Regions from separate parts of the Homo sapiens genome. Here region 1 is linked to region 2. A link is a loop called in an ENCODE intact Hi-C map of the cell type or tissue named here. Cell type or tissue: A673. All regions are shown on one strand. Links, peaks and the distances in the headings refer to the core of each region. The heading gives the core; the rest is flanking DNA. Region 1 overlaps NRF1 (nuclear respiratory factor 1). Region 2 overlaps SMO (smoothened, frizzled class receptor).

Region 1 (15,975 bases), core at 6,653-9,152, 430 kb after region 2:
TGTGTCTATAATGCCTAGTAAGTAAAATGACCCACAGACCAGTCAATAAGACAGGGCTTAACAGGAGAGTAATCCTTGGTCCTCAGTTTCCCAACTGTACAGTGAAATACTTGGATTAATCACCATGTTTCCACTTGTGCTCTGGAGTTCTGAGTGGTGAGGAGGATGAATGGCTTTAACTCTCTGCATTCCCATACCCTTCAATAGAAGAAATTCCACTGTTACCTTACATTTTGAGGTTCTGTACAGGATTCTGCTTAAAGAAAAGGCTCTGCTGAAAAAAAAAAAAAAGAAGAAGAAGATTCATTGGAAACCCCTGCAAAAAAGCAAGGAAGAAAATGGCTCCCAGAGGACACTGGGCAGCTTGGAAAGTCTGTATGTGTCCCTGATTTCATGAGTTTGGAGGCCTCTGGTATTTCATTTGGTAAAAAGAAGAAGAGCTTATGCTGTTTGTCTTTTCTTTCTCAAACCTGGACATAACAATGGTTATAAAAGTAATCACAGTCTTATTATTTTGAAGGGAGAAATAAATCTATAAAGCAGAAATAAAGTTTTTATAATCCATAATTCTATTTTGCATAGATAAAAAGTATTCTTAATAGTTTTAGTATATCTTTTGAAATTATTTTGTTTGTCCACAACCATATTTATTTACACTTAAAAAAATGAGACCACACTCATTCTAGCAGATTTTATAACCTGTTGTTTTCAATTTCCATCATTTTATGGATTTTTTTGTGTGTCAATACACATAAATCTATTTCATCCTTTAAGACAAGCTTATCCAACCCGCAGCCCACAAGCTGCATGCGGCCCAGGATGCCTTTGAATGTAGCCCAACACAAATTCATAAACTTTCTTAAAACATTATGAGATTTTTTTGTGATTTTATTTTTTGTTTTTTTTTTTCTAAGCTCATCAGCTATCGTTAGTGTTAGTGTATTTTATGTGTGGCCCAAGACAATTCTTCCAACGTGGCCTGGGGAAGCCAGAAGATTGGACACCTCTGCTTTAAGGCTTCTGTGATATTTCTCTGTACCAAGAGTTAATATTCCTTGTTGCACAGCACATGGAGTCTATTCTAAAGTAGACTCTAGTTTTTTTTGTACATTGCTACTGGCACAGTTTTTTTTTTTTCAATAGTTCACTCTTTTTGGGGGTTGTGATATGTGGTGTTTTTTTCTGGTTGCTTCCTTTTCCTCTGGTTTGACTACAGATCAAGACCTGTGTTATCCCAGTCAAGCTACAGATACAGATTGCCCTTTTCTTTCAGACAATAGCTCTAATTTAATGTCCCCTTTCATAGTTACAAGTCTGTTCTTCAGAACAAAATCTTGGCAGCCAGAATTATACTTGACACTTTATTCCAGCATATTACTGCTGGCGAGAAAGACGGTTGACTTGTTTTGACCCAAGTGAGCTTAGTTCTAAGAGACTAGGAAGGTGGATGATGAGCAGCTTTTGGTGGTTTGACAGCCAGCTGCAGGACATCCATTGTGGCCAGGACCGAGTAGCTGCTGATAAATGTGGGTATGGTAAATTACATTTGATGGCCTCTTTTCCCCTTCTGTTTTTGAGAATTTTATCAAAGATTACACTGAGAAAGTGGTATTGAGAAAAATATTTTTTATTCTTATGGGATAATTATTCTCTTCTCTAGCCTATACTTCTTGTAAATGGCAACATTGGTAGTAGTCATGGAAAAATTTTGGTGATTGGTTTTTTTAAACAGGAAATATAGTGTAAATGTTATTTAGGTAGTTTTGATTTCTTTAGGAACTTAGGTAGCATTTCTCCCCTCCTTCTGTGAGTTTAGTGATATCTTTTATAGACTTAAATTCTAAAATGGAGATGTTATGCCTAGTTTTAGGTAAAGGCATTTTAATTTTATGTTCAATTACTTTCTAAATTTTGCTTTAGTCTTGAAATATAATATGCTTTTTTACTTTAACATCCTTGTGTAGGATTCTAATTTGATTTTTTTTCCTTCTTACTACTGTGCCTCTAATTTTGATTATATGGCATCTTTAATTTTCTAAGTAATTCAAGATACAGTTTATCTCAATGAATTAACTCACAAAGTAAATATGGGAATTTTTTTTGGGACAGGTTCTCACTCTGTCCCCCAGGCTGCAGTGCAGTGACACAGTCTCTGCTTACTGCAGCCTCGACCTCCATGGCTTTACTGATCCTCCCTTCTCAGCCTCCCGAGTAGCTGGGATTATAGGCGTGCGCCACCATGCCTGGCTAATTATTGTGTTTTTAGTAGAGATGGGGTTTCACTATTTTGGCCAGGCTGCTCTCAAACTCCTGACAATTTATGGGGATTTTGGTTATTTGATCTTGACTCTTCCATATATACTTGATTTCCAGTAATTGGCGTGGTTCCAGTTTTACATTTTGTTGTTTCCTTGTTCCTAAATTTATATAAATAATAATTTGTACAGATTTTCATACCTTTTAAAATTCAACTTAAAATAATTTTTATAAATTGGTTTAATACAAACATAGAAATGGTGTGCCCAACTCTCCATTTTCCTTAAAAAGTCAGCCCCTTGTCCCCACAACCCTTTTTTTTTTTTTTTTGCGAGATGGAGTCTTGCTCTGTCGCCCAGGCTGCAGTGCAGTGGCATGATCTCAGGGCTCACTGCAACCTCCACCTCCTGGGTTCAAGCCATTCTCCTGCCTCAGCCTCCCGAGTAGCTGGGATTATAGGTGCATGCCACCACACCCAGCTAATTTTTGTGTCTTTAGTAGAAACAGGGTTTCACCATGCTGGCCAGGCTGGTCTCGAACTCCTGGCCTCAGGTGATCCGCCTGCCTCAGCCTCCCAAAGTGCTGGGATTACAGGCGTGAGCCACTGCGCTCTTCCGCCCCCCCTTTTTTAAAAAAAGTAATATTTTTCTCTTTCCATCTACTGAAAATGGGAATGGATAGTTAGCTAAACAATTTAATATAGGTGAAGAAGAACATAAAGTCAGTTGAACACTCTGGCGCTCACAGAATACTGTAGCTTCACAAGACTGCTTTGGCAACTTTATAAACTGCATTTATTCCTGTGGCTGAGAATCATGCTGTCAGACCTCTCAGTTTGTGGGAATCAACTCTCAAAGTAGCTATTGTATATTATCTAAGGCAGTGATGGTGGGGTTGAGGGTTGAGGGAGCAGGAGATGTATTAGAGGGACCAGGATGGGTGGCTGCAGGTACAATTTGAAAAATCAATTCAACACACATACCGTTTTATAATACAAATTCACGGCTGGGTGCTGTGGTTCATGCCTGTAATCCAAGTACTTTAGGAGGCCAAGGTAGGAGGATCGCATGAGCCCAGGAGTTTAAGACCAGCCTGGCAACATAGTGAGACCTGGTCCCTACAAAAAAATTTTTTTAATTAGCTGGGCGTGGTGGCTCCCGTCTGTAGTCCCAGCTACTCTGGAGGCTGAGGCAGGAGGGTCCCAGGAGGTCAAGGCTGCAGTGAGCCATGATTGCACCACTGCACTCCAGCCTAGGTGATTGAGTGAGACCCTGTCTCTTAAAAGACAAAACCCAAATTTACCGTACCCCCAGTAAAACCCAAATTTTGGCTTGAAGATTAATTAATTAATAGCTTAATTATTAAGCTATTAATACATAATAGCTTGCATTAGCAGTTAAGGAGCCCAAGCAAATAATGAGTGGAGACTGTGCTCGGGTACAAAGGGTGGGACTCTGATGGAGCAGCTGGAACACTTGATTGAGAAGCAGGAGATAGGGGTTCAAGTTTTGGATTTGCCACCAATTAGAGATGTGACTTTGGGTAACTCACTGGGTCTTTCTTGGTCACAATTTGGAAAATGAGAACATCAAACTAGTCTCCAAAGTCTTAAGCATTTTAGGTTTGCCTCTGGTTAAAGGAATGCTCTGTGGACAGTTGGATTTGACCAGTTATCAAGGTAAGATTATATCTTTGGGAACCAAAGTAAACAGTTCCAGATTTTTCAGCCAGTCTTCATCAGGGTGTTATTTGTACATCCTAACAAATCACAGAGCCGTGGAGACCTTATGATGAATAACCATAAGCCTCCTGGCTCTTCCCTTTTCTTGCCATCCCAGTCCTACTATCCAGAGACAGCCTTTAAAAACTTTTTCACTATTTCTGTTTTTAGCTTCACTTGTGGTTACTTCCATAAGCCTTAATAATGTGTTTAGACTTCTGTTCCTTGATTTATCAACTTTAGATGATACCTGTGAAGTTTTTGATGTGAAAAATGAGAATTTAACTCACTTTTTTACCCCTGTCATTATTTGATATTTATATTACTTTGAAAGTCATTTATTAATTATCTTTATAATTTTAAATGATAAACTTTAATTTTTTGATCCATCAACTTCCTGTAGGGCCTCTTAACTTGCCATTTTGGAAAATGGGATTGTAAATACCCCCTTCACGTCCCTCTTTTTATATTCTACCTTCTGATACCTGTACTCAACTTGCATATTGTCTAGGTTATAAAAGGTTAATATTTTTATTCTGTCTTCCATTCACCACCAAGTATTGTGTGCTTTCCTTTATATTTAGATTGCTGTTTTTATTGCATTCGCTTTCTCTGCCTGCTGTGAACATATGCAGAATCATAAGTGTACGATTACTCAAAATGTTTATGTCTTTTAAAAGCTAAGGAAATAATTTGGTATGTGCTTAAAGACTCAGCTTATTTTATTTTTATTTATTTATTTTTTTGAAATGGAATCTCGCTTTGTCACCCAGGCTGGAGTGCAGTGGTGTGATCTCGGCTCTCTGCAACTTCCACATCCCGGGTTCAAGCGATTCTACTGCCTCAGCCTCCCGAGTAGTTGGGACTACAGGTGCGTGCCACCACGCCCAGCTAATTTTTTGTATTTTTAGTAGAGATGGAGTTTCACCATGTTAGCCAGGATGGTCTCGATCTCCTGACCTTGTGATCCACCCGCCTCAGCCTCCCAAAGTGCTGAGATTACAGGTGTGAGCCACCGCACCCAGCCTAGCTTATTTTATTTTTTGAGACAGAGCCTCATTCTGTTGCCTAGGCTGGAGTGCAGTGGCACAACCTCGGCTCACTGCAACCTCCGCCTCCCAGGTTCCAGCAATTCTCCTGCCTCAGCCTCCCTAGTAGCTGGGATTACAGGCACTCGCCACCATGCCCAGCTAATTTTTTGTATTTTTTTTTAGTAGAGACAGGGTTTCACCCAGTTGGCCAGGCTGGTCTTGAACTCCTGACCTCAAGTTATATGCCCGCCTCAGCCTCCCAAAGTGCTGTGATTACAGACGTGAGCCACCGCGCCCAGCCAAGACTCAGCTTATTAAACCATTTATTTACTCATTATTCAAGAGATATTTATTGAATACTAGTTATCATTAACAGTGCTATTTATAATAGTGAGAAATTGGAAATAACCTAAATGACTTCAGAGGATTGGTAAACTAAACTACTGTATGTTCTTACAGGGAATGCTCTGTAGACATTTAAAAAAGATACAAAAATGTTAATAACATGGAATATTTTAATCTATATTAAGTGAAAAAATATTTGTAATACAGTATATACAATATAGGCTCATTTTTGTTTAAAAACAATGAAACAAAACCAACTGTATAAGAAACTAGCAGGGGAAATGCTGGAAGCATATACATAAAATAGTTAACTTGGTAATGTAGCTATCTCAGGTTACAGTGATTTGTGTTTATTTTTAATTCCCCTATATTTTCTCAGTTACCCCCAAAGAACACAAGTCACTTCTAAAAGAATACATTCTTTAAAAAATTTTTTTTTTTTTTTTTTTAAATGAGATAGGGTCCCATTGTTTTCCAGGCTGGAGTACAGTGGTGCAATCTCAAGTCACTGCAACTTCTGCCTCCTGGGCTCACTCCATCCTCCCACCTTAGCCTCCCAAGTAGCTGGGACTACAGGCATGCACTACCACACGCAGCTGGTTTTTGTATTTTTAGTAGAGATGGGGTTTCACCATTTCACCCAGGCTGAGAATACACTTTTTAAACTTAGAGATACAAAATTAGAATTGCCAGTCATAGGTTTTCTTGGAATACACATGCTACAATAATGTAGGAGTACCTGATAAGAATTCAGTAAATATTTGTTGAATGAAGGAGAGAATGATTGAATAGCAGAGATTCCTAGGTCTGTGGTATTGGCACTTAAATACTTTCATAATTTTATCCAGAAACAAATCCTTAGTTCAGTTATTTCAGAAGAAAAATCATGAATTGAGCTGTCCTGCAGAAGCTAGGAAATAGCTTTAACTGGCTGTTGGTTGTGTAGTGACAGATCCAGCAGAATTGAGCCCGCCACTGAAGCAGCCAGGCAACAATGCTGTTTCACAGTATGCAGGATCTGAATAAAAGTGTCCTTTGTGCTTATTTGAGACTGGGGGGCGGGACTTGTGGCAATTTACGTTATTTTTCCATAATGGAAATTGAGGCAGCCTCTAATCCTGCTATCACACATGGCAACTACTTATTTGATTTTTGGTAATTTGGGAGCAGCTGTGGACAAACAATTATTCTGCAAAAAGAGCCATGCCAGCTGCATTCTGACCCAGTTGCAAATGCTTGGGTAGACCAAACTTCCTATTCACCATCTTTCTAAACCAGGGATAGCTTTAACAACTCACCTGCTTTTTATTGATATGTGTAGCTTCTGGTAAGCGTCTACATATTTGAGAATGCACTCTCTAATGCTTTTTTATTGTTGTCACCAACCTTCACTAGGCACCTACTTCATTCAGGCAGTGTGCCAGACACAGGGTTGTAAGCTACAAGATGTTATACAGTGTGGATAGACTGCTTTCATTTTGACAGGTGGGTCAGCATTAGCTTTATTTTTAGTAGACTAAATGGCAGTGTAAAGAAAGAATCTGGTGTGGAGGCAGTTGGGAGCTGTGTTCCTTTGGTCCCCAGACTCCCCCTGAATCTGCTGTCTGCGCGTTCATTGATGTCCCCTTGCTATGCCATGTGCTTTCACAAGCCGTTGCTGCTGCCTGCAGTGCCCTTTTTTTCATTCTGGAGCCTGACGAGCTTCTGACTGTAGACTCTGTCATTTCCTTCAGGATGCCTGCCCCATGTCCTTGCAGTTTTGTCTTCTCTGTGCTCCCTTAACCCTTAGCAAATATCACTAGAATAGGATTTGTTTTTTAAATGGCGAAAGCCTACTTACTTAACTGTATTAATTCAGTCTTTCAGTATACACTTATTTATTTTTTAAGCTCTTATAACCCAGGGGCTTAGAGAGATGTTTCAGTAAAGAAACATAGGAAATTAGGTAGGTAGGGTCATCTATAATGAGTAAAAAGACAGCGTACTTTTGACTGTGAACGTCTGTAGGGCAAGGACAAAACGCTGACAATCTTTATTTCTGTCTCTATAGTGCTGAATTATCACAAGGGACAAATGGCCTGAATAATTGTATGAACCCACTCTATTAGAAATTACCTTCACACTGATAGATAATGGCCTGTGATAAGAAGCAAGTCAAAACTTTTTAGAATGTAGAACTGCACTGTTCAATATAGTAGCCACAAGCCACATATGGCCATTTAATATTAATTAAAATTAAACATTTAATTCCTTATGATCTCATGTGGTCAGTAGTCCACATGTCCAGCTACAGTTTTGGACAGCACACATTTAGAATATTTCCATCATTGCAGAAAGTTCTACCAGACAGTGCTAATCCAGAACCTATAAGAGAGTTGACATATTTTAAGCATTTGATGAAGTACATTGACTTAACTCTTCTCTATGGAAAGATGTTCCGGCAAGCCAAAATTCCCCATGCTGTCTTTACATTTTTTCCTTTGCTTGTGGCACCCTCTAGTGTTCTAGTAATACATAGTCTATTTATAATTTGAATAGAAGAAGATTGGAATATTTTGGAGAATTCTGTATGTGTAGCATTTTTCTAGGGAGGAGCTCTGTAGCTTTCACCCATCCCCAAGAAAGTTTATGATTCAAAAACGATTAAGAACTCTATGATAGAGGTATTTGTATGGTCAAAATTCCTAATGTGATCTGTAAACATTATTTCACCCAGTGTAAAAAAAAAAAAAAAAATCATGTAACTGTCCCTTCAACATTTCTTTGCTGTCCTCATCTTTGTACATGGAATAAGAATAAGTTACACTTATATAGCACTCACTATATACCATGTCCCCTTAAGCCCTTTTTCAAATAGTAATTCATTTTGTCCCCAGTAATTCTATGAAGTAGATTCTGTTATTTTCCTTCATTTGACAGATGTTACAACTAAGACAGAAAAAGTCAAATGAAACTTCTCCAAGTTGCTAGTAAGTGGCAGAGCAAGAAATGGAATACAGTATTCTGGTTCCAGAGTTTGTACCACCCCGCCGGAGAAGTGAGGATGTGTTTAAGTAGGCATGAGGTAGAATGGAGAGGAGACTCTCCAGACACTTGTACATGCTGAGCCCAGTTGTATAATAAGAAAAAAGAATGGTAACTCTAAATCGCTCTTTCCCATGCTGGAAATGATAGCCATTACCCACCACTGATTTTCAGTAGGTCTACGCAGTCCGCTAGGGAGTTAGGATGGTAGATAAAGGTCAAAGGTACCATTGCTACCACATTTTCTTTGGTTTCCAAAAACCTGATCTATTCATCGAGTAATATGACAAATTATTTTCTGTTTGTCAGTGTTATTTCTATGAAGAGACAGTATAGTACTATGATGTTGATTTTGAGGTTTGCAGGAATGTTAGACTTAAAGAGTAGGTCAGATAGACTCACAAACATAAGTTTGTGTTGATATCACCTACTTTCCTGTCTATGCTCCCTTCTCACTTCTAAGTGTCCCATTTCTGTCTGTGTGAAGCATTTTATTTTTATGTATTTATGTATTCTGAGATACAGTTTCACTTTGTTGCCCAGGCTGGAGTGCAGTGGCATCATCTCAACTCACTGCAGCCTCCGCCTCCCGGGTTCAAGCGATTCTCCTGCCTCAGCCTCCCGAGCAGCTGGGACTACAGGCGTGTACCACCACACCCGGCTGATTTTTGTATTTTTAGTAGAGACAGGGTTTCATCATGTTGGCCAGGCTGGTCTTGAACTTCTGACCTCAGCTGATCCACCTGCCTCCCAAGGTGTTAGGATTACAGGCGTGAGCCACCGCGCCAGGCCTGTGAGACATTTTATACTCTATAGCTTAGCATCTTTTTAATGATTCATTAAATTTGAGATTCATCAGTGTCTGAAAACAGAAACTCTAATTGTAGTCTTGTAAAAATGGGCTTCATTTTTTACATCACTTCTTTATTGAGGGTATGAGAATCCCGGATTGCTGCTTACCAGCACTGTATGAGTAATTTTGAATGCAAGTATGTATTTTCTTCTTTAAGTATTAATCGGGGCCTAGAAAACCATGTGTGGCATTTCAGATAATTTAATTCTGGGAACTGGGTACACAGGTGTTACAAGATGAAAGAGCACAAAAGACACTGGGGTAATCCAGATAGGAAGCACTACCACCCCTAGGTTTGGGGGAACAGAAGAGAAGAACCTGGAAGCTCAGAGAGGTCCTCCTGCAGCTGGTAATCTGATCTCCTAGTGGAATGCCATTCAGCTGGTACTCAACCACCAGGAGAGAAGAGGCACAGCTGGAGTTGGGAGGTGCAACACTCCTCTTGCTGGAGCAATGCTGATATTATAACAATGAAAACAGCAAAGAAATCCCTTCTTCTCTCCCCTTCCAGTCTCCCTAGGCAAAACCTAACAGGATACTGGCAGTAAAGTCTGGAAAACATGGTTGGCAGGCTCAGCCCCAGAGCGAGGAATAGTGCAACTCTGACAAGAATAGAAGACAGGGCTTGGAAGTGAGACGGAGAGAGAGAGATAAACAGCAAGCATAACCTTGTAGGAGAGTTACAGAAACTGTAACTGCCTGGGTGTAGCTTTAGTTATTAAAATGTGCAGCTGATTACCCACAATCATTTATCAAAGAGCACATTATGATAGATCTATTCATAGAGACTTTATGGACCCGAGCCCTGACTTCAGTGAGCTTACAGTATTTTCTTTTCTTTTTTTCTTCGAGATGGAGTCGCACCCTGTCGCCCAGGCTGGAGAATGCAGTGGCGCGATCTTGGCTCACTGCAACCTCCGCCTCCCGGGTTCAAGCAATTCTCCTGCCTCAGTCTCCAGAGTAGCTGGGATTACAGTCATGTGCCACCATGTCCGGCTAATTTTTTGTATCTTTAGTAGAGACGGGGTTTTACCATGTTGGCCCGGCTGACTCCAGACCTCGCGATCTGCCCGCCTCTGGCCTCTCGGGATTACGGGCATGAGCCACCATGCCTGGCGCTTACAGTATTTTCATAAAATCATCCACTCATCCCTAAGTCATTATGAAGTTGTGTGGTAAAGCTTTTTTTTCTTTTCTTGCTTTTTTTTTTTTTTTTGAGACAGAGTCTCGCTGTGTTGCCCAGGCTGGAGTGCAGTGGTGCGATCTTTGCTCACTGCAACCTCCGACTCCCAGGTTTAAGTGATTCTCCTGTCTCAGCCTCCAGAATAGCTGGAATTAAAGCCACCACCCCTGGCTAATTTTTGTATTTTTAGTAGAGATAGGGTTTCACCATGTTGGTCAGGCTAGTCTCAAACTTCTGACCTCGCGATCCCCCAGCCTTGGCCTCCCAAAGTGCTGGGATTACAGGCGTGAGCCACCACGCCCAGCCCAAAGCTTATTTTTCTTAAGCATTATATAAAAGCATCATTGTTAACTGGATTATCGTGTTATTAGTATTAAGGAATATTTACAAAGTTAACCTATTGGTATGAAAAATATTTGATTAGTCATACAATTTTGTTAGTTTTAGATGCCGCAAATTAGGAGTTTGTCTTCCTCAAGGCAAGGCCACTTCTAAACTTGAACTGTGCTGTTCTCAGTTCTTAACGTAAGAAGGGAGCTTTATTTATCTAGTGACAGTTTGCTCTAACATGTCATTTAATTTTAATTTTCAAAAGGATCAGTTTGGAAGACTATATCATAGCTATTTGTTTTTAAAGCTCATTTTGTTAAAAGTCAAAGTAATACATTCATATAATAAAAGATGAAATAGAAGGACTTACAATAAAAATCAATAGTCTTTTGCCACTCTTTCCCCATCCCGAGTCCCACTTTTCAGAGACAATTAGCTGTTTTTTGTTTATAGTTTAACTGTTTTGTTTATAGTATCATCAAACAGTAATGCCTCCATAACTCTAAATAATATGTCTATACCACTATTTCTTGATTTATCAAATGGGCATTATTGACTTTTTTTTTTTTTTTTTTTTTTTGAGAAGGAGTCTCGCTCTGTCGCCCAGGCTGGAGTGCAGTGGCACAATCTCGGCTCACTGCAAGCTCCGCCTCCCGGGTTCACGCCATTCTCCTGCCTCTGCCTCCCGAGTAGCTGGGACTACAGGTGCCCGCCACCACGCCCGGCTAACTTTTTGTATTTTTAGTAGAGACGGGGTTTCACCGTGTTAGCCAGGATGGTCTCTACCTCCTGACCTCGTGATCCGCCCTTCTCAGCCTCCCAAAGTGCTGAGATTACAGGCGTGAGCCACCACACCCAGCTTGACTTTCTTTTATGGAATATAAGGTACTTATTTTTTTAGTACTTTTCCTTTCCCTTGTACTTTTGATAGTTACATTGTAATACTGTTTCCATCTCCTGCTAATAATGTCTCCTGACTCCCTCACCATGTAAGGATAGGATATTAATACTCTATACTCCTAGCCATTCTTCCACCTTTCTGTCCCTCTCCCGCCTCCAAATTTCTGTCAGCCTTATCTTTGCTTTTTCATTGTCATGGTTCATAACTTTTACCTGCTGTTTTGTATTATATTTCATTTTCTGTATTTTGGTCTGTAGTCGGGGTCTGGAGATGGAACTACATGTACAACTATAGCTTCATTTTTTTTTTTTTTCAACTGTAGAGCCCAGTGGTGTGGGAGGGTATTTTTTTTCTTTCCATGTCTGATATCATCACTCATACACTCTTTGAAAGAGAATTATCCTAGGTCAAATGGATTTTTCTTTTCTTATGTTCCATTTTTACTCACAATTAAGCCACATTTTACTTTGATTCTATTTTCACTCTGACTTGAGCTGTGGAATTGTTTTTAATTTTTACTGCTGTGGTGAGATTTCCATCCATTACCCTAGTGTCCCCCTGAGGAGCAAACCCTATAGTTGACTTTAGGCTTCTTTAGGCTTCTTGAGAAAGGGTAAAATTTCTATCCTAGTTATGCAGTTTATATTCTGGATATGTTCAAGAATGTAAGTTGAGCCAGCCTAGGTTCCCCCCACCCCACCCCGGGTTTGGACTGTAGACTGAGGCTAGGTGTCAGATTTTCCCTTAGGCAGTTCTTGTGGTTTTTCTTTTGATATGATAATGCTATTGATTAGACTAATGCTTTCTTTTACATTTAGTTACACTTTGATTAGATTTCCTGGCCTGCTTTTCTTTCTGCTTTGATTTTTAAAATACTCTACACTTAATCTCATCCATTATGTGTGGATTAGACTAAATTTAACTCCCTTGGACATTTCCTTCAAATTCCAGTAGCTCCTTAGGTATTATTGACTACAAGTACCAGGGTGCTCTGGGCCAAGACAATCTTTTTCTGTGTTTTCTTCCACTAACCCACCCATACTGGCCTAGAGGGACAAAAGTAGCAGCTCTTCTGTACCAGAGAGTACCCCTACCCCAACCTCTTGTAGTTTATATTATAAAGAAGGACTTTTTAATTTAATTTTTTTTTTAAGAGAGAGGGTCTCACTCTGTCACTCACACAGGAGTGCAGTGGTGCGATCTTGGCTCACTGAAGCCTTGTCCTCCCAGGCTCAAGCAATCCTCTTGCCTTAGCCTCCTGAGTAGCTGGGGCTATAGGCATGTGCCATCATGCCCAGCTAATTTTTCATTTTTTGTAGAGAGGGGGTCTCCCTATGTTGCCCAGGCTTGTCTCGAACTCCTGGACATAAGCAATCCTCCCACCTTGGCCTCCCAAAGTGCTGGGATTACGAGTGTGAGCCACTGTGTCCGGCCAAGAAGGACCTTTAGATGAAGGATATATTGCACCCCAGGTGATGATCCAGGGTAAGAAAGATTTTAGTAAAATTGTTACCATGTTAAGTTATTGCTTGGGGGAATTTTTTTTCTTTTTCCTTTTTTTTTTTTTTAAATGAAGTATTGACTAATCTGCTGAACACCACTGGCTCTGGGTGATAGGTATGCTGTTTTATTTGAATGTGGTGTTGAGTCACAGGTCATTATGTATTGCCGGCGCTTTCGTCTTACTTTTTATATCAGTTCAGAGGAATCACTCTCAAGTCCATCTGCTGCCTCTTCATTTTGTGCACTGTTGTGAAATTATGCTAGGGGCCTTGGTTTCCTATAGTTTCTTTATTTTATGTCTAGGAGAACAATATTTCAGTTGCTGGAGTTAATATAGGGCTTTTTAGATGCCTGATTCAGTCTCTTACACAGTTAAGAAAACCATCCTCAGAGATGACTGTCTGATTTAGAAATGAAGAAATTGAGGCCCAGTGCTTGTGAGACTAGTCAAGTAATGAGTCAAGAAGGGTAGAATCGGGAAGACATAGAGATTCTGGCATCATCATAATTAATGTCAGGCACTTATTGCTGGGCACTGTGTTCCTCACTTTATCTGGGTTATCTCATTTAATCCTCATATCATCCTTTTGCGAATAGGTAGTCATTTTTTTTTTCACTTAAAAAAAATGATAGAATTGTAGCTTAGAGGTTGAGTAACTTGTCCAGGGGTTCTGGATATCTTGGTGATAGACTGTGCTGTTTTATAAAATAGAGAATATTTAATATATTTTTACCTATTGACAGTTCACATCACTTTAGCTATCCAGGGAATCTAACTCCTCATGGAGGAAAGCTAAAATGCTTCACTAAATTGACTTGGGAGAGTGGGGTCTGATGATGTCCAGCAATATGTCATATGTCATATCAGTCATATCTGGCATTAACCAACCTGCTTCTTTTATGATTTTATGGAAACATTGTAAGTATCATTCATAAGTATCCCACTCTAGTTAAAAGAAGTCAGAAATACCTTTGCCTTTGCTTTTCACAGGGTGTGCTGAATAAAAATGGTTAGAGAGGCCGGGTGCGGTGGCTCAAGCCTGTAATCCCAGCACTTTGAGAGACCGAGGCAGATGGATCACCTGAGGTCAGGAGTTTGAGACCAGCCTGGCTGATATGGTAAAACCCCGTCTCTGCTAAAAATACAAAAATCAGCTGGGCTTGGTGGTGCACTTGTAATCCTAGCTACTTGGGAGGCTGAGGCACGAGAATTGCTTGAACCCAGGAGGCAGAGGTTGCTGTGAGCCAAGATCACACCACTGCCCTCCAGCCTGGGCAACAGAGTGAGACTCTGTCTCAAAAAAAAAAAAAAAATGGTTAGAGAGGCCAAAGAATGGGAGAGGGAGAGAGGTGGAAAGAGATGAGGCTCTGGGCAGAAATGGCAAGCCTGTGAAGCAGACAGCCCTATTGATTCATGCTGTGAACTGCATTCTGGAGCAAAGAATTGAAATCCATTATGCCAAGCGCATAGCCTACAAATCCCTTTGAAAAGCAGTTAGGTGCCATCTAATCCCAAATCATTTAAAAATAATTCTGAAGTACCCAGAATTCTAAAATGCCCTAAGCAGTTTGTCTCGAAGAACAGTGAAATGGATGGAAAAATAGCATTTTAATGGTATCTTTCTCTCATATATTATATTCAATTGTGTGACTTAGTGTGTTAAATTGTTTTAGAGTAGTACAAATCTGGGGGCTAGGATATATTCCCTTGGATATTCTGAAACTCACATAAAACAGGATATGGAAGGGTAGCTTATCAGGTAGCTTAAAAATTCTTTTCTAATTTTGCCATAATTTCAGACTTTGGGAAAAGTTGCAAGAATAGTACAAAGAATTCTCATGTACCCTTTACCCAGATTTTCCAAATGTTCACATTTTACTGTGTTTTCAAAGACCTCAGAAAATTGAAAATTTGATTATCTACATAGAAACAAATCACCTAAAGAATAAAGACATAGCAGGATTAGTTTAAGAGAGCAGTTACTCAGAGGAACAAAGGATTTTAGAATCAAAAGATCTCAAGATGGAGAAAGACTTCTATAGTAGAGTGGGACAAAATAAGAGAAAAATTTTACATAAATAAATAATTATGTTCTTTTACATGCAGCCATAGAGGTCATATTTCTATATCTATGTGGTTGACATTTTTTGGTAAACTCCAGATGTGTAGTGCTGTATACTGTTACATGATAGTCAAATTTTAAATGTGTGTATATGTTCATGTGGGTTTGTATTAATACAAGTAGAGATAGTGTTAGTGTACAACTGAAGCACTCAGCTTTTCAATATACATCAAAATTTAAAATACATATGCCTTTTGACCCAGCAATTTACCTTCAAGAGTTTGTTATTCTTAAAAGAATTTATTTTTTAAAATAATCAAATAATATACAAGATTTTTAATAAAGATAATACAGGCTGGTTATATTATTCTCCTGTAAGATTAGTCACTTCTTCCTTTTTTAAAATTTATTTTTATTTATTTATTTATTTGAGACGGAGTCTCGCTCTGTCGCCCAGGCTGGAGTGCAGTGGCGCATCTCACTGCAAGCTCCGCCTTCCGGGTTCACGCCATTCTCCTACCTCAGCCTCCCGAGTAGCTGGGACTGCAGGCGCCCGCCACCACTCCCGGCTAATTTTTTGTATTTTTTTAGTAGAGACAGGGTTTCACCATGTTAGCCAGGATGGTCTCGATCTCCTGACCTCGTGATCTGCCTGCCTTGGCCTCCCAAAGTGCTGGGATTACAGGCGTGAGCCACCGCGCCCGGCCAGATTAGTCACTTCTTTGCACAGAAATTACACTGGTATATAGGGTAATTTTAAAAAGTT
Region 2 (11,698 bases), core at 5,110-7,609:
GGATCCATTTCTGCCCAGTGCACCGGCCCCCGTGGCATGGGCTCATGGCCGCCGACAGGGCCTGGGGCCTATTCACTCCCGCACCAACCTGATGGACACAGAACTCATGGATGCAGACTCGGACTTCTGAGCCTGCAGAGCAGGACCTGGGACAGGAAAGAGAGGAACCAATACCTTCAAGGCTCTTCTTCCTCACCGAGCATGCTTCCCTAGGATCCCGTCTTCCAGAGAACCTGTGGGCTGACTGCCCTCCGAAGAGAGTTCTGGATGTCTGGCTCAAAGCAGCAGGACTGTGGGAAAGAGCCTAACATCTCCATGGGGAGGCCTCACCCCAGGGACAGGGCCCTGGAGCTCAGGGTCCTTGTTTCTGCCCTGCCAGCTGCAGCCTGGTTGGCAGCATCTGCTCCATCGGGGCAGGGGGTATGCAGAGCTTGTGGTGGGGCAGGAACGGTGGAGGCAGAGGTGACAGTTCCCAGAGTGGGCTTTGGTGGCCAGGGAGGCAGCCTAGCCTATGTCTGGCAGATGAGGGCTGGCTGCCGTTTTCTGGGCTGATGGGTGCCCTTTCCTGGCAGTCTCAGTCCAAAAGTGTTGACTGTGTCATTAGTCCTTTGTCTAAGTAGGGCCAGGGCACCGTATTCCTCTCCCAGGTGTTTGTGGGGCTGGAAGGACCTGCTCCCACAGGGGCCATGTCCTCTCTTAATAGGTGGCACTACCCCAAACCCATCTTTTGTTCTCCTATATCCTCCTTCTTCTGTTCCATTTCAGTTCAGTTTCAGCGGTGCCAACCTCTTTGCGTTTCCTTTTTGTTGATGAGGACCCAGAGCTGCTGCACACACTCACCTCTAACCCCCTCCCCTCGCTGCTGGGCCCCATCTCCACAGGAGAGACTGGTTCAGCTCTAGGGCCTCAGTCTGGAGTGGGATAGGAGCAGTGAGTGACAAAGCCTCTGAAAGATGCATCATCTCTTCCTCACACCCATTTAGTGGGGGATGGGTCCTCTAGACTTGAGGGGCTACCCTGGGAAGCTGCCGTAGCTTCAGCCAGGCAAGAAAGCTTCCTTCAACCTGCATAGCCGGTGGGTGAGGAGATTCCCACCTTCCATAGCCTCCAAACATGTTCCCAAGGCCCCACTTTCAAGAATCAGACAGCAGGAAGCCATAGATGCTGGCTGGGTTCCAGGTTATGGGGAGAAGAAATACAGTCAATAAAAGGTTTTTGTATAAACTCTTGGTGTGTTTTTCCTTTTTTTTTTCTTTTTCTTTCTCTCTCTTTTTTTTTTTTTTAATTGAGATAAAAGTCTCACTCTATCCCCCAGGCTGGAGTGCAGTGACATGATATTGGCTCACTGCAACCTCCGTCTCCTGGGTTCAAGCAATTCTGCCTCAGCCTCCTGAGTAGCTGGGATTACAGGTGCCTGCCACCACACCCAGCTAATTTTTGTATTTTTAGTAAAGAGGGGGTTTCACCATGTTGGCCAGGCTGGTCTCGAACTCCTGACCTCAAGTGATCCACCCGCCTCGGGCTCCAAAGGGCTGGGATTACAGGCGTGAGCCACCGCGCCCAGCTAGTGCGTTCTTTCTTCTATGGGCTCCGATCCTGGCCTCCTTACCTTGTCTTGGTCCCAATCTTTTTGGTCTTCCCCATCTTCCCGAGGGTGCTCTGAAAGGCCAAGAGCTTTGTGCTAATGTGGCCACGGCTGACAGTCAGATGTCAGGCTGATGGCGCCCTCATGTGCTGGCTGTCCACCTGAGCCAGTCGGCTCTATATGAACAAAAGCTCTTCTGTGACCACGGCTGCCTCGCGGAGCAGTGATCACAAGATAATTGAGCACAGGCATGCAGCTTCCCCTGGGGTGATGGTGTCTGCCTGATGGGAGTGGAGATGGGCAGGACTCCTCGAGGCATTCCTGGACCTCATCTCTGGGGGCCTCTTTCTTCTACCAGGGACGTCCATTGGGCTAGACGCATTCTGATCCACAGCTTCCTCCCCTGGCCAGTCAGGGAAGCCTGTTAGCCCCACTTCCTCCAATGAGATAATCAGTAGAAGACTGGGAACTGGGGTGCAAGGGCTCAGGATTATGAGAGAAGGAGGTCTGTGTAGCAAAGGGGCTGGTGCCCACAGACCTGGCGGGTATTGTGGAGTACAGACCAGGCTTGTTTGGGGAGTACTCTTTTTTGTTGTTGAAATAGAGTTTCACTCTATTGCCCAGGCTGGAGTGCAGTGGCACAATCTCAGCTCACTGCAACCTCCGCCTCCTGGGTTCAAGAATTTCTCCTGCCTCAGCCTCCCGAGTAGCTGGGATTACAGACGTGTGCCACCATGCCCAGCTAATTTTTGTTTGTTTATTTATTTATTTATTTATTTATTTATTTATTTATTTTGAGAATGAGCCTTGCTCCATCGCCCAGGCTGGAGTGCAGTGGTGCCATCTCAGTTCACTGTAACCTCTGCCTCCCTGGTTCAAGCGATTCTTCTGCCTCAGCCCCCCAAGTAGCTGGGATTTCAGGCGCGCACTACCACACCCCACTAGTTTCTGTATTTTTAGTAGAGACAAGGTTTCTCCATGTTGGCCAGGCTGGTCCCAAACTCCTGACCTCAGGTGATCCGCCCGCCTTGGCCTCCTGAAGTGCTGGGATTACAGATGTGGGCCACTGCGCCCGGCCTAATTTTTTTTTTTTTTTTGAGACAGAGTCTCCCTGTCGCCCAGGCTGGAGTGCAGTGGCACAATCTCGGCTCACTGCAAGCTCTGCCTCCCTGGTTCATGCCATTCTCCTGCATCAGCCTCCCAAGTAGCTGGGACTACAGGTGCCCGCCACCACGCCCGGCTAATTTTTTGTATTTTTAGTAGAGACGGGGTTTCACCATGTTAGCCAGGATGGTCTCAATCTCCTGACCTCGTGATCTGCCCGCCACGGCCTCCCAAAGTGCTGGGATTACAGGCGTGAGCCACTGCGCCCAGCCAGGAGTAGTCTTTGAATGCTGCTCATGTGATGAGGACACCGCATTTTGACCATGGCCAGATTCCAGGAGAAGGGGAAAGGGAATACTAACCCACGGATTGTATTCCTAGGCACTTTACATGTGTATTAATAATAGCTAACTCTTGGCTGGGCACAGTGGCTCATGCCTGAAATTCCAGCACCTTGGGAGGCCGAGGCAGGAGGGCTGCTTGAGCCCAGAGTTTGAGACCAGCCTGGGCAACAAAATGAGACCCCCATCTCTACAAAAGATTAAAAAATTAGCGGGGCGTGGTTGTGTGCCTGTGGTCCCAGGTCTTGGGAGTCTGAGGTGGATTGCTTGAGCCCAGGAGCTGGAGGCTGCAGTGAGCTGTGACTGCATCACTGTACTCTAGCCTGGGCAACACAGCAAGACTCTGTCTCAGAAAAAAAAAAAAGCCTCCCCCTCCCCCTCCCCCTGCCCCTCTCCCTCTCTCTTTCTTCGGTCGCCCTCTGTTGCCGAGGCTGGACTGTACTGCCGTGATCTCAGCTCGCTGCAACCTCCCTACCTCAGGCTCCCATGATTCTCCTGCCTCAGCCTGCCAAGTGCCTGGGATTGCAGGCGCGTGCCGCCACGCCTGACTGGTTTTTGTATTTTTGGTGGAGACGGGGTTTCGCCGTGTTGACTGGGCTGGTCTCCAGCTCTTGACCTAGAGTGATCTGCCCACCTCGGCCTCCCGAGGTGCTGAGATTGCAGAGTCTCGCTCACTCAATGCTCAATGTTGCCCAGGCTGGAGTGCAGTGGCATGATCTCAGCTTGCTACAACCTCCACCTCCCAGCCGCCTGCCTTGGCCTCCGAAAGTGCTAAGATTACAGCCTCTGCCCGGCCACCACCCCATCTAGGAAGTGAGGAGCGTCTCTGCCTGGCCGCCCATCGTCTGGGATGTGAGGAGCCCCTCTGCCCGGCCGCCCCGTCTGGGATATGAGGAGTGCCTATGCCCGGCCGCCCCGTCTGGGAAGTGAGGAGCACCTCTGCCTGGCCGCCACCCTGTCTGGGAAGTGGGGACCACCTCTGCCCGGCCGTCACCCCGTTTAGGAAGTGAGGAGCGTCTCTGCCTGGCCGCCCATCGTCTGGGATGTGAGGGGCACCTCTGCCCGGCCGCCCATCATCTGGGATGTGAGGAGTGCCTCTGCCCGGCCACCACCCCATCTGGGAACTGAGGAGCGCCTCTGCCCAGCTGCCCCGTCTGAGAAGTGAGGAGCCCCTCTGCCCAGCCGCCCATCATCTGGGATGTGAGGAGCGCCTCTGCCCAGCCACCCACCGTCTGGGATGTGAGGAGCGCCTCTGCCCAGCCGCCACCCCGTCTGGGAAGTGAGGAGCGCCTTTGCCTGGCCCCCCTTCGTCTGGGAGGTGAGGAGCGCCTCTGCCCGGCTGCCCCGTCTGGGAGGTGAAGAGCGCCTCTGCCCGGCTGCCCTGTCTGGGAGGTGTACCCAACAGCTCCAAAGAGACAGCGACCATTGAGAACGGGCCATGATGACGATAGTGGTTTTGTCGAAAAGAAAAGGGGGAAATGTGGGGAAAAGAAAGAGAGATCAGATTGTTACTGTGTCTGTGTAGAAAGAAGTAAACATAGGAGACTCCATTTTGTTCTGTACTAAGAAAAATTCTTCTGCCTTGGGATGCTGTTAATCTATAACCTTACCCCCAACCCCGTGCTCTCTGAAACATGCGCTGTGTCAACTCAGGGTTAAATGGATTAAGGGCAGTGCAAGATGTGCTTTGTTAAACAGATGCTTGAAGACAGCATGCTCGTTAAGAGTCATCACCACTCCCTAATCTCAAGTACCCAGGGACACAAACACTGCAGAAGGCCGCAGGGACCTCTGCCTAGGAAAACCAGAGACCTTTGTTCACGTGTTTATCTGCTGACCTTCTCTCCACTATTATCCTATGACCCTGCCACATCCCCCGCTCCGAGAAACACCCAAGAATGATCAATAAATCCAAAAAAAAAAAAAAAAAATGCCAACTCTTAGTGTATGCTTGCCGGGTACTTCTCTAAGCACTTTGTGTACATTAATTCATCAAATTTCACAGATTCAGACCTGTGAGGCTCTGTTAACACCCCTCAAGATACTGAGGCACAGAGAGTTTCAGTAGCTTGCCCAAGACCACACAGTAAGTGGAAATGCTGGCATTTTGTTGGCTCCAGTGGGCACTTAGCCATGGTGCTCCACTGTCTCTTGTTTAATTCAGAGAATAATAAACCAATCAGAGGAGCTCATTTTATGTGTTAGGTTGATGCAAAAGTCATTGCAGTTTTTGCCATTTTATTTTATTTTATTTTAAGTATTTTGAGACAGAGTTTCACTCTTGCTGCCCAGGCTGGAGTGCAATGGTGTGATCTCAGCTCACCACAACCTCCACCTCCAGGGTTCAAGTGATTCTCCTGCCTTAGCCTCCCAAGTAGCTGGGATTACAGGCATGTACCACCACACCTGGCTAATTTTGTATTTTTAGTAGAGATAGGGTTTCTCCATGTTGGTCAGGCTGGTCTCAAACTCCCGACCTCAGGTGATCCACCTGCCTTGGCTTCCCAAAGTGCTGGGATTACAGGCGTGAGCCACTGAGCCCAGCCAGTTGTTGCCATTTTAATTGGAAAATATAAGCTCAGTGAAGCAAAATGACTTGCTTGCTACCCCGCAGCTAGTGAGTGACAGACACTAGGTCCAGGCTCTTCCTGACTAGTGTCCAGGCTCTTTCCACGCTTAATCCCGCCTTTGATTTTTCTCTCTATCCAGGTTTCCTGGTTTATGTTCCCTCTGGCCATCCCACATCCTCTTACACCTGCTCTTCTTGTTCTTCCCGGCCGTTACTGCTTCCCTTAGCATTGTTACAGCTATTTTTTAGCCTTTATCAACAACAGTATTTAAAATAATGAAAGTTATCAGTGCTGTTTAAGGATCTTTTCTGAAACAAAGGGGAGTGTTACAATGTTCTTCTTTTCATCTCCAAAGACAGTTGACTACTAGTTTTCCTCCCTCCTTCTATCCTTTCTTTAGTGGGATTACTTATGTAAAGGATGGGAGATGGGGTGAAAGGGGAGTTCAATCTGGGCCTTAAAAGCTGAGAAATAGGCCAGGCACTGTGGTTCACGTCTGTAATCCCAGCATTTTGGGAGGCTGAGGCGAGAGAATCACTTGAGTCCAGGAGTTTGAGACCAGGCTGGCCAACATGGCGAAACTGTGTCTCTACAAAAAATAAATTAGCCAGACGTGGCGGTGCATGCCTATAGTCCCAGCTACTCGGGAGGCTGAGGTAGGAGGACTGCTTGAGCCCGCGAGGGTCAAGGCTGGCCGAGAATGCACCACTGCACTCCAGCCTGGGCGCTGGGCTACAGCAAGCACCACCCTGTCTCCAAAAAAACAGCTGAGAAATGTGACATTTGTGCAGAGACTCTGTGGCCACTAGGGGGCAATGTGAGCCCACCTTTGTGAATGCAGATGTCCAGCACCATGGACACTCCCACAACCAAGAAATCTTCCAGTAGTATCCCTACGGGAGCATCAATCTCAGGACTGAACAACAGTAACCACCCTTCTACCAAAAGCTCCTGAGTGAGATCCCCAAAGAAACCCCTCAGGATCCAAGGGGAGCCTGGTTTGTGGGACTCCCAGTTTGGGGGACTCCCTGCTATGCTGTTGCCCTGAAAACACAGCTCCCCATGCGTGCCCCTCATCACAGGCTCTGCCCTCAGCTGCCTCATTGGGCCTCTTACCATTCTTTCAAATTCAGCTGGCCTTGCCTCTGTTTGTTCCAGCTTCCTTAAAGCAGTCTGTCCACTGCCCATCTTTGTTCCTCTGTGCTTTTTTTTTTTTTTTTTTTTTTTGAGACAGGGTGTCACTCTGTTGCCCATGCTGGAGTGTTGTTCCTCTGTCTTCTTTTTTTTTTTTTTTTTTTTTTTTGAGACAGGGTCTCACTCTGTTGCCCAGGCTGGAGTGCAGTGATGCAATCTCGGCTCACTGCAGCCTCAATTTCCTGGGTCAGGCGATGTTCCTGCCTCAGCCTCCCAAGCTGCTGGGACTACAGGTGCACATCACCATGCCAGCCTAATTTTATTTTTTGTAGAGATGGGGTCTCACTATGTTGTCCAGGCTGGTCTCCAACTTGGTCTCGGCCCAGGTGATCTTCCTGCCTTGGCCTCCCAAGGTGCTGAAATTGCAGGCATCAGCCACCGTGTTCAGCCTCTGCCTGCTTTTTTATTTTTATTTTTAGAGACAGAATCTTGCTCTGTTGCCCAGGTTGGAGGGCAGTGGTGCAATCATAGCCCACTACAGCCTCAAACTCCTGGGCTCAAAGGATCCTCCGGCCTCAGCCTCCCAAGTAGCTACAACTACAGGCATGTACCATCATGCCAGACAAATGTTATTAAAAACAAATTTTTTTTAGAGACAGGGTCTGGTCATGTTGCCTATGCTGGTCTTGAACTCCTGGCATCAAAGTGATCTTTTGCCTTGGGCTCCCAAAGTGTGGGGATTATAGGCATGAGCCACTATGCCCAGCCTACTTTTGTTTTTAAGAAATTGAAACGATATAGAAAAGTACAAAGAACAACCTAATAAACACTCATATTCCCACCACTCAGAATTATCAACTTTTTATCATTTTATCATATTTGCTTCAGATCTTTTTTTTTTTTTAAAGAAAAGTATAACAGATTTAGCTAAAGTACCCTTTGACCAATACCCCACCCCACTCTCCCCGCTGCTCAAAAGGAAAGCAAGCCTGGGCACAGTGGCTAGCACCTGTAATCACAGCACTTTGAGAGGTTGAGGTGGGTGAATCACGAGCTCAGGAGTTCAAGACCAGCCTGGTTAGCATGGTGAAACCCCATCTCTACTCAAAATAAAAAAAAAATCAGCTGGATGTGGTAATGCGTGCCTGTAATCCCAGCTACTCGGGAGGCTGAGGGAGGAGAATCGCTTGAGCCTGGGAGGCGGAGGTTGCAGTGAGCCGAGATCCTGCCATTGCACTCCAGCCTGGGCAACTGTGTGAGACTCCATCTAAAAAAAAACAAAAAACAAAAAACCACAAAAAAACAGGCTGGGCACGGTGGCTCATGCCTGTAACTCTAGCACTTTGGGAGGCCAAGGCAGGCAGATGGCCTGAGCTCAGAAGTTTGAGACCAGCCTGGGTAACATGGTAAAACCCCGTCTCTACTAAAATATGAAAAATTAGCTCGGCATGGTGGTGGGTGCCTTTAGTCCCAGCTACTCGGGAGGCTGAGGCAGGAGAATTGCTTGAACCTGGGAGGCGGAGGTTGCAGTGAGCCGAGATTGCGCCACTGCACGCCAGCCTAGGCAACAAGAGCGAGACTCCGTCTCCAAAAAAAAAAAAACAACTAGAAGTTCGAGACCAGCCTGGGCAACATAGCAAGAGCCCTACTCTACCAAAAACATTTTTTTTTAATTAGCCAGGTGTAGTGGTGCAAACCTGTAGTTCCAGTTACTTGGGAGGCTGAGGTGGGAGGATTGCTTGAGCCCAGGAGGCAGAGGTTGCAGTTAGCTATGATTATGCCACTGCACTCTGGCCTGGGCAGCAAGAGTGAGACTCTGTCTCGAAACAAAAAACCAAAGTTTTCTTCATATGTCTGGTGACTTTGGTTGTCTGTTCATACTTAAGAATGTGACACTAAATTGTTCACGGAAGCTCTGTGAACATGAGTATGGTCTTCAGGGCGGGTGATCTGGCTGGCTTATTTCCTTTGGAAACTCTCAATGTTAGTATCTTTGTTTTCTCTCTTGGATTGGTCAGATACCTCAGAGAAATTCTTCTTTTTTTTTTTTTTTTTTTTTGAGACACAGTCTTGCTCTGTTGCCCAGGCTGGAGTGCCGTGGCGCAATCTCAGCTCACTGCAGTCTCTGCCTCCCAAGTTCAAGCAATTCTCCTGCCTCAGCCTCCCGAGTTGCTGGGACTACAGGCGTGTGCCACCACACCCAGCTAATTTGTGTATTTTAGTAGAGACGGGATTTCACCATGTTAGTCAGGCTGGTCTCAAACTCCTGACCTCGTGATTTGCCCGCCTTGGCCTCCCAAGTGCTGGGATTTCAGGTGTGAGCCACCGTGCCTGGCCAAGAAATTCTTCTTTATTGGCCGGGCGCGGTGGCTCAGGCTTGTAATCCCAGCAGTTTGGGAGGCCAAGGCGGGCAGATCACGAGGTCAGGAGATTGAGACCATCCTGGCTAACATGGTGAAACCCCGTCTCTACTAAAAATACAAAAAATTATCCGGGTGTGGTGACACGTGCCTGTAGTCCCAGCTACTCGGGAGGCTGAGGCAGGAGAATTGCTTGAACCCAGGAGGCAGAGGTTGCAGTGAGCCGAGATCATGCCACTGCACTCTAGTCTGGGCGATGGCACGAGACTCCATCTCAAAAAAAAAAAAAGAAAAAGAAAAAAAGAAATTCTTTTTTATACCAATGTCCTGCATGGACGTTACATTCCTGCTTGCCAGCGTTCTGGAAGCTGAATGAGCCGGGTGAAGGAAGAAGACCTGTAGTCCAAATATTTCATTAAATAGTTCATAAACTGGTGCTTAATTACCCTGTTTCTAGTATGTAATTTGATCTTCAACTGTACCTGGTGTCCCTCAGCTACAAGGATGGCAGAAGCAGCAGGTATGTAGGGATGGAGTTGACAACAGGTTGAAGAATGTGTCCTGATGGTTGGCCCCAATCAGTGGTGGTGACTGGAATAAAACAGGGTATCAGTTTCATTCCAGTGCTCTAACTCCTTATATTTTATAACCACATCACACTGAAGAATTAATTCATCCTCTCAGTAATCAATTCTAGTGGCAGGTAGGCAGCTGCTGCCTATGAGCTCCAACACATGCCAGGTGGCTGTACCGTAGCTCCCTTGAGCATTAGGGGGAAGAATGAAATCAGTTACAGAGCTGCTAATCTCTGCTCCGACAGCTGGAGGATGAAGCTCTGGGCTGGTTTCTTTTTAACAGGAAGGAAATTCTGAAAGCCGGAATGTGAAGAAAAAACTTAAGAATCTCTTGTGTCTTGTGAGCTCTGTGGAAATGGCAGTGCTCAGATGCCTTCCGACATGTACTGTGAGGCACAAATTTGGAGATCAGGAAATGAGAGCCTCCATTCAAGGCAGGACAACCACACAGAGTGAACAGATTTCCAAAATAGTAGGACAGGAAAGAAGATCGAGGCAGGTGATTTCTCTCCCTTCTCCTTCTTTTTTTTTGAGACAGAGTCTTGCTCTGTTGCCCAGGCTGGAGTGTAGTGGTGCAATCTCGGCTCACTGCAACCTCCACCTCCTGCGTTCAAAGGATTCTCCTGCCTCAGCCTCCTGAGTAGCTGGAACTACAGGCAGAAGCCACCACGCCTGGCTAATTTTTGTATTTTTATTAGAGATGGGGTTTCACCACGTTGGCCAGGCTGGTCTCGAACTGCTGACCTCAAGTGATCCACCCGCCTCGGCCTCCCAAAGTGTTGGGATTACAGGTGTGAGCCACCATGCCTGGCCTCCTTCCTTCTCCTTGCCAGGCAAAACACAGTGACACCAAAGACTAGATGTCTAAAGAGTAGCTGTCCAGTGGCTGCCTGGGTTGTTAGGGCTGTAAGTCTCTGAAACAGCTGTAAACTGTATGAACCCCTTTGCTCCTGTTTCTCTGAGCATAGAGAGGAACCCCCCCCATAATCTGTCGCGAGTCAACTGCATTTTGTTTTTTTAAAGTATTCTTTTTTTTTTTTTTTTTTTTACGAGACGGAGTCTTGCTCCGTCGCCCAGGCTGGAGTGCAGTGGGGCGATCTCTGCTCACTGCAAGCTCTGCCTCCTGGGTTCACGCCATTCTCCTGCCTCAGCCTCCCGAGTAGCTGGGACTACAGGCGCCCGCCACCACGCCCGGCTTATTTTTGTATTTTTAGTAGAGACGGGGTTTCACCGTGTTAGTCAGGATGGTCTCGATCTCCTCACCTCGTGATCTGCCTGCCTCGGCCTCCCAAAGTGCTGGGATTACAGGCTTTTTAAAGTATTCTTTACATAAAATCTTATGGCATGTGCAATTTTGTCTCTTGCTTCTTAGCTTAATGTTTTTATCATAAGCATTTATTCTGAAAGCCAGAATGCCTTGATCTTCTTTCCTGTGCTATTACGATTTTGGAAATCTTCACTTCGTGAAGTTGTCCTGCCTTGGAGTCTCTCATTTCCTGATCGCCAAATTTGTGCCTCACACTATGTATCGGAAGGCGTCTGAGCACTGCCATTTCCACAGAGCTCACAAGTGTACCAGACACAAGAGTTTCTTAGCTTCCTCTTCACATTTTGGCTTTCAGAGTAAAGAATGAAAAAGGGAAAACCTTGTTGTTAAAAAGTATTGGCAAACAATTTTCTTTCTTTCTTCCTTTTTTTCTGGGACGGCATCTCACTCCGTTGTCCAGGCTGGAGTGCCGTGGCATGATCTTGGCTCACTGCAGCCTCTGCCTCCCAGGTTCAAGCGATCCTCCTGCCTCAGCCTCCCAAGTAGCTGGGATTTCAGGTGCCCGCCACCACGCCTGGCTAATTTTTGTATTTTTAGTAGAGATGGGGTTTCACCATGTTGGCCAGGCTGGTCTTGAAGTCCTGATCTCAAGTGATCTGCCGGCCTTGGCCTCCCAAAGTGCTGGGATTACAGACGTCAACCACTATGCCCAGCTGGCAAACGATTTTCAAAGGCTGTAACAATTGCTCTATTTGTTGGACA

Evidence for each region. Peaks named below come from ENCODE experiments on the same cell type or tissue, not always from the same donor. Only the 100,000 strongest peaks of a DNase experiment are listed, where the experiment ranks them.
Region 1: it touches region 2 in a loop (14-fold over the local background); 19 of 110 quality-filtered maps call a loop at or near these places.

Annotation. Positions count from the first base shown.
Region 1 is chr7:129,636,976-129,652,950 of GRCh38, forward strand. The region is part of intron 1 of NRF1 (nuclear respiratory factor 1); the gene reads left to right. Among named protein-coding and RNA genes, the nearest start is that of NRF1, 33 kb to the left of the region's middle. In A673, for the core only: a CTCF peak has its summit at 7,873 (motif pointing left); a DNase peak (open chromatin) is centred at 7,826.
Region 2 is chr7:129,212,322-129,224,019 of GRCh38, forward strand. It overlaps SMO (smoothened, frizzled class receptor), which reads left to right. Exons shown (of 12, transcript NM_005631.5): 12 at 1-1,224. The coding sequence ends at 130. Among named protein-coding and RNA genes, the nearest start is that of AHCYL2, 6.9 kb to the right of the region's middle. RefSeq lists enhancers at 4,417-5,005, 6,390-6,439 and a silencer at 9,687-9,981. In A673, for the core only: a CTCF peak has its summit at 6,402 (motif pointing right); a DNase peak (open chromatin) is centred at 6,440.